Linked DNA regions of Mus musculus: region 2 is linked to region 1. The links are chromatin loops, found by intact Hi-C in ENCODE. Cell type or tissue: heart. All regions are shown on one strand. Links, peaks and the distances in the headings refer to the core of each region. The heading gives the core; the rest is flanking DNA.

Region 1 (5,372 bases), core at 299-5,298:
GCATCCGAAAGGCAACTGGCTGGCCGGACCACTGAGAAATAGGCTTTCTTTCTAAACTACAAGAAAAGTTCGGAAAATCGCGCTAGCCGCTTTGCTTCTGCACAGTTGGAGGCCAACCTTTTAAAGGAGTCTGGTCTGGTCTGTTTTGCCAGAGACTGGATAATTCAGGGTTCTTGGAAATTGCTCTATCCAGAAGATAGCAGGGCAGCAGGGGGCTGCCTTCCAAAAACCAGTGCCCGCCTCGCAATTTGCTAGCGGCCTCAAGTTTAAGCAGCCCGACCTTTCCGTTAAACCAAGGAAAAGTGATCATTCGGAAGGACAGACAGGCCAATACTCCTGTGGAGAATTAAATTTAAACACACACCCCCATCTGACACCCACTGGGACAGGAGATCGGAGAGCACCATTTATTTTAAGCTCTGGGACACTGTTCCTTTAACTCTCCCTTATGTAACACGGGAAGAAAAGTGCTTTTCTTTCGGCTCAAATGAAAAGTTTGGCAACTTACGAAAGTAAAGGCAAACACCGTTTCGGAAGCCAGAATTTATGTCAACTTAGTATTTCTTAGCCCCGATTCCTATGGTCCCTACACACTCCATTAAGAGACCTCTCTGCTCTGCTGATGTCTATTGTTTGTTGGGATGTTTTTGATCGACTCCGCTAGGTTTAACCGGTTCCTTTTGGCAAAGTCTAGGGCAACTATCTCTGCTCTGCCAAAGAGGGAGAAGGAAGGTCTTCTGGGCCCAAGGGAAAGCTCTTGCGGCGCTCAGGCGAGGCCGGCCGCCAGGTTAGGGCAGTGTTAGTAAAGCGGCCCTGGCTGAGGGGGCCCGGCGGGCCTGCCCTGTCGCACTGGAGGAGCCTGGCGGTTTTGCCCGGGACCTCCAGAGCCTGCCGCGGTCTCAGGCCTTCTCTGGAGGCTTCTCTCCACTAGCGCGCAACCCGCTTTTCGACTCCGGTCTCCAACCTCCCAAGACCACAGTGGTCACTGCCTGGGCCTCTGGGCACTCCCGAGTCCCCAGGGAAAGAGGTCTCCGCCACCGGATTCCCTCTGCAGGACCCTTCTCGTTCCTTTCCCAGACACTGCCTGCGGATCCTCTGTTTCTCTGTTGGGCCAGCCGCTCCCGATGTCCCCAGGCGCGGTGATCTCCCGTGGGTGCGGGCCAGGAGGACGCGCGGGAGGCGGGAGCACTCACCATCTGCGAGAAGAGGCTGAGGTCCGCGGCATAGGGCAAGAAGGCGCTGTAGTTGGGTGCGCCCGCGTACGGTCCCGCCGCGGCATACATGCCTAGCACCGAGGTGACCGCGGCCGCTCCCGCGCCCGCTCCCAGCTCCGCAGTCCCGGGACGGCCCGACGAGGCGGCGGCCGCAGCAGCCGCGGCCGCAGCCAGCACCCCAGGGCGCTCTCCACCATAGGCGCCCGGGCCCGCGGCGCTTAGGTATTGCGGGTAGCCCAGCTGCGGGAAGGACATGTCCGCGGGCTCGGTGGTGGCGGAGGGCAACACTAACTGCGCGGGCAAGAAGACCGGCTGGCGATCCGAGGAGGCGCGACTCGGGGGCTGCGGGCCGCGGGCCGGGCGCGCTCCGGCCGGCCCGGGGGCGGGGGCCGCTCGCTGTTCCTCGGCCCAGTGCTCGCTGGCGGCGCCCGGCTCCCGGCTGCGCCCGTATCCGAGATCGCGCGCCGACTGCGGCGGCCGCCCTCCGCTCGGCGGCGGGGCTCTCAGACACAATTTGAAGTTGATGCTTTGATTGGCATCCCCTTGAGCACAGGCCCCGCCCCTGGCTCCCCTCCCGCCCCCTCCCTGCCTCCAGCCCGCCCTCGCTGGCCGCTCCCGCCCCTCACGGCGAGCACGTGGTGCCCCGCGCCCGCCGGGCCACCTCCTCCTCCGGTGGGCGCGCACGGCCCGTCTGCTGGTGTGGGTCCGGAGGCCGCAGGCTCCTTCCCAACCAGCCCCCGCGGCTTTTGACAACCTGTCGACACCGGTTTACAGCTGTCTGACACCCGGTTTTGCAACGGAGATCTGTTCCCCCATCCCCTTTTAACAAAAGCAACTCGGGGATTGCGTTTCTACAGCTGGGGTGGCAGGGAAAGAGGCCTGGGGCCAGGGGACAGTCTATAGCGAACAGCCTTTCCTCTGTGGCTGGCTCTGCAGCACCTCCATGGGACATATTTGGCTGAAGTGTTCAGATAAATCTACGCGTGGCTTGACACCTCGGATACAGGGTGCGTCGTCTCTCTGGCCCCACTTGGTATCAACAGATACTCTGGAAATTGCTGCCCCCCCCCCCTTGCACTTGGAGAATCGGGTTGTGGCCGGCCGCGCTCTGTCAGCTTCTCCAAATATAAAAACTTTTAAAATGGGCAAGCCAGCTGAGAGGTCGCTGCCTAGCGGAGGAGAGCTCCTAGAGGGTGGGGGAAAGAATTGTAGGAGGGGAAGGACCTTCGCAAGGTAAAAGAACTGGCAAATCTTGCCCACAGTCATCTACCACCCTCTTCCAGTTTGGGAGAAGCCTGAAAGGCCTGGGCTCCTGCGTTTGTCCACTAGGTGTGCAGACGCGGAGAGTCAACACGAGTGGAGCTCAGGTACCTGAGGTGGCGCTGCGACTAGCCAGTCCAACAGGACAGGACAGCCGCCAGTCCCCTGTCTTTGAGTCTCCCACGACACCCCCCCCCCCCATCCCCGCCCAATTCCTATCTCAAACGCTGGGAAAATAAGAACCAGGCAATTTGAAAGCCAGGGGCCTGGCTGCTCTGTTCTCAGGGCAGACTTGAAATGCTCATTCCTCTCTCCTCTCTCAATCAGTGCGGCTGACCAGAGAAAGATGCTTCTGCTCATGGTGCCCTAGATTGGTATTGGAAGTGCAGAACCAAAATGTCCAGAGACTCCTAGTGCCTCGTTTCTTGCTGCTGTCTATAATGTGGCAGAGGCTTGAGTGTGTCACATCACACGGTGCTGGTGGAGCTTCACCTTCAGGGTCTAATTTCAGACTCAGAGAATTAAGGGGTACAGTGACAGGTTTGACAGAGAGCCCCAACATGCATACTGGAATGCTGCTGTCCAGGGCCATTGGGACCCTGGACACCAGCTAAGGCACACTTGCTTGCCTGGTGTCTCCTGCAACATCAGGAAGTCCTCACTTATAGGTCTTGAAATCAGATACTAAACCTTGCCTGTAATTAGGCACAATACAGCTCTTAAAAGTAGTTACTAATTACTAGTGGGAAAATCAGGTAATCTTCATTTTCTCTGCTCTGGGTTGGATCTTCTCACTTAATCAGGCTGTTTCCTCCATCTGACCCTGCCTACTTCATGACCCCAACACCCCTTGGAATGTCAGGACCTGCTTTCCTGCTTGGATTTAGTCTGGAGGGTACCCCAAGGGAACCCCCAGAGTTCTAGCTTCTGAAGCTCCTAATTGTGACCTCTTCTTGGTTCCCAGCTATTCAGTCATCTTGTAACCAGAATCTTGGGACCCTTATCTTACATCCTCCAAACAAACAAACCACTGCAGGGAAGTTCTGGAGAAGAGCGGTCTGACCATTGTTCTGGCTCAGTGAACCCAGGACTCACTTCAGATGACAGGTAAATTCAGGAAAGATAAGCCCTGAGCTGTTACCTCAGAGAAGGAGGGAGGAAGTCAGTCCAAATACATCTCCCTACCAGTATGTAGTGGCAGAGGGGTTACCGCTTGTCATTACTCCCACAACTGTCTGCTTGAGTTGCAGGTGTTGGGCCTCCTGCCTTAGGTCTATTAGACTTATTTGGAAAGGGTTTGGGAAAGAATTGAGAATTGGGGACACTTTGTCCTCACACCCACTGGCCCACCATTGCTACTTCTCGCTCTATGTAGGTCTCCTGCACCAAAGACAGGAAATGGGTGGAAACTGCAAGATAATTCCAGAGGATCCAGCTGGGCAATTTTGGTAACTTCCCTTGAGGACTGGGTAGCAGCAAGGGTGTGGACTCAGTTGGGGAGGTGTGGGCAAGTTGGCTGTTCTTTGCCACACATCAGGGATGCAAGAAAGATACCTGAGCTTAAACCCAGTTCTGGAAGGTGCTAGCGGAGACTATGGGTCCTTCTCTCTTTCTCAGTGGCTCCTAACCCCAAGCTTGAACCTCTAGGGGTGGGGAGCAACAGGGAGGTGTAGAGAGCAATGTGAGGAACAAAGGAGAGTCATAAAATGACCCACAAACCTGCAGCTGGTGGGGATACCCTAGCAGAAGCAGAAACTCCTGTCTCTAACTGCTGAGAAGCAGCCCCTTTGCCCAATATTTAACATACAGTGAAAACTTGGGATCAAGATGTTGATGGCTCCTGTAATATGCCAGAAGAAGTGATCCAGGTCTGTCTGGAAACTCTATAGGAGTCTTGAGTTAACAACCTTGTGGGGGGGGGGGCACACTTCATTGCCAGTTTTGGACAGAGTGGAGCAATACAGAATAAGGAGTCCTCTGTGAAGGTCATGGAGTTTGCTTACCCACACCACCATAACCCATGGATCCCTCCACCAGGAATATCTTCTGAACCATAAGCAGCCTTCCCTGCATGGGGATAGTGAGAGACTCTGCCAAGAGAGTATTTCCTAGGAGTCAACCCAGGGACTGTCAAGGAAAAGCAAGCAGTAGAAATTCAGACCTAGGAATCTGTAAAAGGTGGGCCAAGCCTCTACCTAGTGGACTCCCTGGTCAGGTCTGGTAGCCCCAAAGCTGTGAAACAAGCACAAAGCTAAGGACTGCTGGGACTCTCTGGCAGGTCAACTGAACTTGGGCTCCACCCTTTTGAGGCAGAAGTGAATGTTTGTGGAACAAGGAGGAGAAGATGGGCACTCACTGGGGAAGAGGGAGTGAGGGTGGGAGCTCTTAAGGTTTACCCCAGGATCAAGTTGGTTTTTAAGGGGATCTTAAGGTATGACGGAAGCTTGTTCTTTGGGGACACTTTTCTACAGGAGAGAACGTTGGGTTTTAGTGCTGCCTTCCCAGAGTCTTATTGTTGGTGGGTAGTCTCTGCTTCCTCTCACTGCCCTTCTCACAGGGATTTAATTAGTTAAGGTTGCTATCAGTCAAGCTAGCTTACAATTTTGTTTCTTCAAAAATCACCACCCACTGATTGCCAGAGCATGCTGTGGGGGGGCACTGCCAGGGTCTGAAATTATTTTAGGAATATCTAGGTGGTGGCTTCATTATCAGAGCAGAAAAGCCCCTAGGGTGCAACTAAGGGGAATAGGTCTCTAGGGATGGGGACAGCAGCGCCCGAGCCTGGGCTAACCTGGCCAAAGCTACAGGGACTTCCACAGGACTTGTGTCCCTGATTTACATCTCTTGTTAAGTATATTTAGGACTTTGCAACTTTCTCCAGTAGGGCCAGATTACAGC
Region 2 (5,372 bases), core at 217-5,216, 720 kb before region 1:
TAACACTGCCCAGAGTCCCGTCAACAGTGGACATATGCCCCATGTGAATCCTAGAATACACTGCGAGATGAGTGATATGATGGTGGCCATGAACTCGTGAATATTCCAGGTGGAGGAACTCTGAGCCTGCAGTTTGCTGGTCTCTGTGGGCCACTGTCGTTTTCCCTTCCCTTACACTTGCCTGAATGCTCTATTATTCAGAATAACTACTTGACTGTCTATCCCTGGGTATAAAAGAAACACCAATTGTAGCTACTACCTTCTGGCACTAGGAAACAAGGACAAAAACCTGATGTGCCATGGAGGTGCAGTGTCAGACCAGCAGCATCTGCACTGGATAGAGCGTGGGACTTCTGCTGAGTCTTCACAACCAGTTTCTCAAGAGACGTTAACCTGTGTTCTTTGCATATTCCTTCCTGCCAACTAACTTATGTGCAAACTGGTTTGTGCTGGTCAAGTACCCACCACTTTTAACAGAGACAAGACTGTTGATGGATTTCTAACAACTATTAAGAAAGTCTACTTCATGATGTGCTGAGGCTGCCTCAGTGTCTAACAAATCCATTCTTAGAGAAGAACTGTAGTCCTACTCTACTTTATGAAACTTAAACAGTTGGTTAGAAGTGTGCAAATGGGTGATATATAATATCTATCTATCTATCTATCTATCTATCTATCTATCTATCTATCTATCTATGATAAATATTTGAGATTCCACATTGTAACCATGGAATATGCACTGCAATAATTCAGTGAGTTTTGATAATTTGTTGCTCCCACCAAAATAGAAACCTACCAACTGAGACAGAAGAACAAAGACAAAATGTATAGTGCTCTCACCCAGGGACATCACTAAGTTTCCTCTTCTTAGCTTATTTTCAAGTAACATTTAAACCCGAGGCTTAGAAGAAACATATCAAATACAAAAATTCCCCTGATTAGTATAGAAAATTTCTCCTGGTTAGTATAAGATGTCCCCTTTAATGGGAAACATATTCCATTACATAACCAATTTTAGAGTCTCATCTTATTATAGATCAAAATAAACTTTGCATGTCTCAATTTTTTTGTTTGTTTGGTTTTTTGTTTGTTTATTTGTTTGTTTGTTTTTTCAGAAACTGGCTTGGGGGGAGATGTTTTTCTTTTCTAGAAACTCTGTGGGCAAATGTTCCTGCCTAACTCTCTGAGAAGTGGAGGCCAGTGTCCCAGGGGAGTGGGTTGGTTCTGCCTTGTTCTTAAAGTAGCTACAGATAGCCACTCTGACTTTAGATGAGTCATTCAGTGATTAATAACATTTATTTGCCTCTTCTGGCCACACTGTATTTTTAGACCATGTTCTTCTTCCACTCATAGCTGAGCATGAATAACTCTACCCATCCACATAACCACTATGCCTATTGGAAGAAAAGCAGGCTACATTTAGGAACCATGGGCATTTCAAAAGCAGGGTCTACCATCACATACAAAGAATACAGATGTGGATGATCACAGCAAACCATTGGACTGAATGTGGGGACCCCAATGGAGGAGTGAGAGAAAAGAGACTGAAGGAGCTGAAGGGGTTTGTAACCCCATAGGAAGAACAATATCAACAAATCAGACCCCCGCCCCCCAGAGTGCCCAGAGACTAAACCCCCAACCAAAGAGGACACATGGAGGAACCCGTGGTTCTAGCTGCATATGTAGCAGAGGATGGCCTTTTGGGGCATCAATGGGAGGAGAAGCCTTGTGAAGGTTCGATGCTCCAGTGTGGGTGACAAGGCAGGAGTGGGTGGGTGGGGGAGCACCCTCATAGAAGCAGGGGGATGGGGGATGGGATAGGAGGTTTGTGGAGGGGAAACAGGCAAAGGGAATAACATTTGAAATGTAAATAAATAAAATATCTATTTTTTAAAGGAATATAGGGTTTAGTTTTCCTGTGTACAGTCAATGAGACTGTCCCAGACCTGATTCCAGTTGGAGAAACAAAAGTACAAGTCAGCTTTCCAGACATGATTCTGAAGCCGGTCATCTGTCCAAAGCCCCTTGACCCTGATAATAGCACATGCCAGCAGACTGCAACAGGATGTCAGAATGCTGAACCTAGAAGCACTGTGGGAAAGGGAGTCTCTGCTTTCAAGGCCAGGCTGGCTTAGAGCCTGCTGCAGTAAATTATCTATCAGAAGGACGGCTTAAATTCCACCTAGGCCTACATACACATCTATCAGACGCATCTGACAGATGACACAATTATACTAAGTCATTATTTATGGCCACATTGCCTCATAGCCAGACAGGGAGAGCAAGGCTTGCTCAAGGTTTTCTTCCCATTAGCTATGGAGAAGAGCAAGGCCCTTTTGTTTTGTTCAATGGTGGAGGGTGGGCGTAGGATGGGCATGCTGTAAACTGCTTCTGAGACCTGCGGCTGAACTTGAGACACCTCTGGAAGCACACAGTGTGGCTGGGAACTCACACCAGCACAGCTCCTAGTGTGTGCCCCTCTAGTAATAATCACTCGATGTGATGCAGGTAGCGTAAGCAGGGAGCAGCTAAGCCTTTTCTCCAGAAGAGACTGGCACCCTGGGAACCCTCAAGCATCCTGAACAAAGGCTCGCCCACAGCTGGTTCTGCTGAGGGCACAGAGCTGCTGGTCAGAGCTGCCTGTAGCAGCAGGTGGCAGCATTGTCAAGGCCTGCAGCTGGGCTGCTCTGAGAGTCAGTCCCACAGGGATGGTGTGTGTGTGGGGGGGGGGGGGTGCGGATTTAGACCAATTGTGAATTCATTGTCACTTCCTCTAGGGTTCCATTGTCTGTCTGTGACCAAATCTAGTAATTAGCCTCACTGGTCCTTGGAGCTGACTTGTCTGAATTAAGGCCAATCTGCCCTTTGACTGCTTGGCTCAGCCTGAATTCCTTCACCTTGAAGTTGCCAGGTCTTGAGACCACACAGGAGAACAATGACAGTACTCGTGGGTTAAAAAACAAACAAACAAACAAACAAACAACAGTAATGATCACAGCAACCACAGCATCGAACACACAAACAAATGGTGTGGCAGAGTGGTGTAAAAAAGGAGAGATTATGAGACAAAATAGGCAGTAAATGTGCTATCTTCTTTTAAAGAACCTTAATATTGAGAATGGCATAAGCATCATCTCGTTAGGGACGAGATTATCCTTCAATCATCAAACCACAGCAGCTACCTATATAATAAACACCTGGGGTTCTCCTCGAATATTACAGGAATGCATCTCCAGGATTTGGAACAAACTCTGTTCCAAAGACAGGAAAGTGAGGGAAAGCAAGGTACTGCTCCCAAGCCCTGAGCCTGAGACAGAGGGACAGCACCACACTCAGGAGGGAGTGCCAGGCTAACCTTACAATCTCCTGAGCAAAAGGAAGGAGATGAGCAGCCCCGGACTGAAGGCTGCCTGCTTTACCACCAGCTAAGGCCCAATTAGGCGCCGATGTCTCATTGTGATTGTGACATGAAATGATTCTCTTTTTTTCTCATGGTTTTACTCCTCTGCTAATGCACACAGGACATCCCCATCCTGATTAAACCTCTCACTGTCTTGACAGCCCAGTCATTTGAACATTTCTTCTCCCCTTCTCTGGGCACACAAGCACACACAAACACACACACACATACACACACACACACCCTTCCACACCTCTTTGGCCTCTCTGCCTGAGTAAATTAGTACTCATGGCTTATATATGCTCGATAGTTTGCAAGGAAATGCCTTCCATTAGGGACACATCCACTTCCACACGGAGGCCAAAGCTGACATGCAGAGAAGTAGATGCGAGTTCTCTTCAAAATGATGCCTGGTGAAGATCCTGGATTCATTAAATTGGGCAGAGTTCCTCATTAAATGTGCAGATTGTCAGTCAGAACTCACTGTCATTTGTGTCTTCCTTACAGTTCCCAAGCCGATCGTTTATAGACATACATACACAAACATTGCATGTACATAGACCCACACTGCATAGGCAGTATTATATTTAGACCAAACTATGGAACTATGTATGACTCTTGGAAAGTAAATGCAGTGCGGTGTAGAAACAGAACTGCTGTTTATTCCTTGACTGTGAACAACTATACTCAGACAGGAGATTATTCAGAAGTATTGAGACCAATTAATAAATGAAATGGGTAGGTGCATTGATACCAATTAATAAATGAAATGAGTAGATGGTTTACTCTACCTGAGAGACAGTTAGAGTTTAGTTAAATAGGAACTTGAAGCTAAGGCTTTGTAGATTTTTAGCATTTAATCTATGTGTGTATTTCACTTTAACTACACACAGTTAACTCCTTTATGGAAATTTTTTTTCTTAATATCATTGGGGAGAGAGGGTCAAAAAATTAACATGTCTTCATGCTTCGAAAAGCTAGCTGATGGGGGAAAGGATACACTCATTACAAAAATACCATTTCTCCTCAAAGATCTGAGGCCCCTAGGTGACACTGCTTTGCATCTTAACATAAAATATGTAATGTAGAACCTTCTGGTGTTAGCAGATAGCGCCAGAATACTCTGCCCTGGGCAGTTTGCAAAGATGCAAGATACTCAAGCCTTGGGGGAATGCAAAGAAAATATTCCTCCTATAAATACAGGACCCTGATCACCAGTGAGCGAATATTCTGGAAGGCACTGTCAATTTGGAATGTCATCTCCAGGCAGAAGTATTTTTTTTTTTTCTGAATTAAAAAAAAAAAAAAGATGTGCACATAGCTAGGTGTGTATTCCGTATTTACATATTCAAAAGTGTATGTGAATACTGGGAAAAACTGCAGGAAATGTTCCACAGAAGCAAACAGTGCCTTCTAGGAACAACCCCAAGGACATACTCATTACTTACAGGCCTGTTACTAAGAGAAGGCTTGCACCAATCCGTACCCTGCTGGGATTCACATCTCAGGCATCACATCCATGAGTGTGTTCTTTATTAGAAGAATCCATGAGCGGGTACTCTTTCGGCAAAGCAGTCTTCGCTCCTCTCATCTGCTCTATAGCAGAAGCATTTGCAGCTGACAATGAGCTGATTTCCAGCTCACAACCTCTTTCCTGCACTCTGGCAGGAGCTTAGATTGCTCTTAAGGTAGATCCTCTAAGGCCCCTGAGCAACCGTGAATCTAAAAGCAGTTTGTCTGAGAGCTTTTCTTCCTTCTTTTTAGGCTCACCCTTTCACAGGGAGAAGGCATTTCAGGAGCTTGCTTTGTACCCTTTGCGTATAAATATAGAGAGATACAGAGTAGAGGCAGATGGAGCCGTGCAGTGTTGGTGTGCCAGTTGCAATGTCACTCTGATTCGCACGTTTCCCCTGTCTCCCTGTCCCCTGGGGCAGGTAGAAGTATTATGCCTTTTCTTGTATACCACTGACTA

Evidence for each region. Peaks named below come from ENCODE experiments on the same cell type or tissue, not always from the same donor. Only the 100,000 strongest peaks of a DNase experiment are listed, where the experiment ranks them.
Region 2: a loop joins it to region 1, with 5 times the contacts of the local background. A loop is called at or near these places in 3 of 42 quality-filtered maps.

Annotation. Positions count from the first base shown.
Region 1 is chr13:71,962,020-71,967,391 of GRCm38, forward strand. Irx1 (Iroquois homeobox 1) reads right to left here and starts at 1,704. Exons shown (of 4, transcript NM_010573.2): 1 at 1,194-1,704. The coding sequence starts at 1,469. In heart, for the core only: a CTCF peak has its summit at 2,532; no DNase peak of the experiment used is centred there; H3K4me3 peaks cover 2,491 bases; H3K27ac peaks cover 2,249 bases; H3K27me3 peaks cover 3,411 bases.
Region 2 is chr13:71,246,210-71,251,581 of GRCm38, forward strand. No RefSeq gene overlaps it. Among named protein-coding and RNA genes, the nearest start is that of Mir466f-4, 140 kb to the left of the region's middle. In heart, for the core only: a CTCF peak has its summit at 2,654 (motif pointing right); no DNase peak of the experiment used is centred there.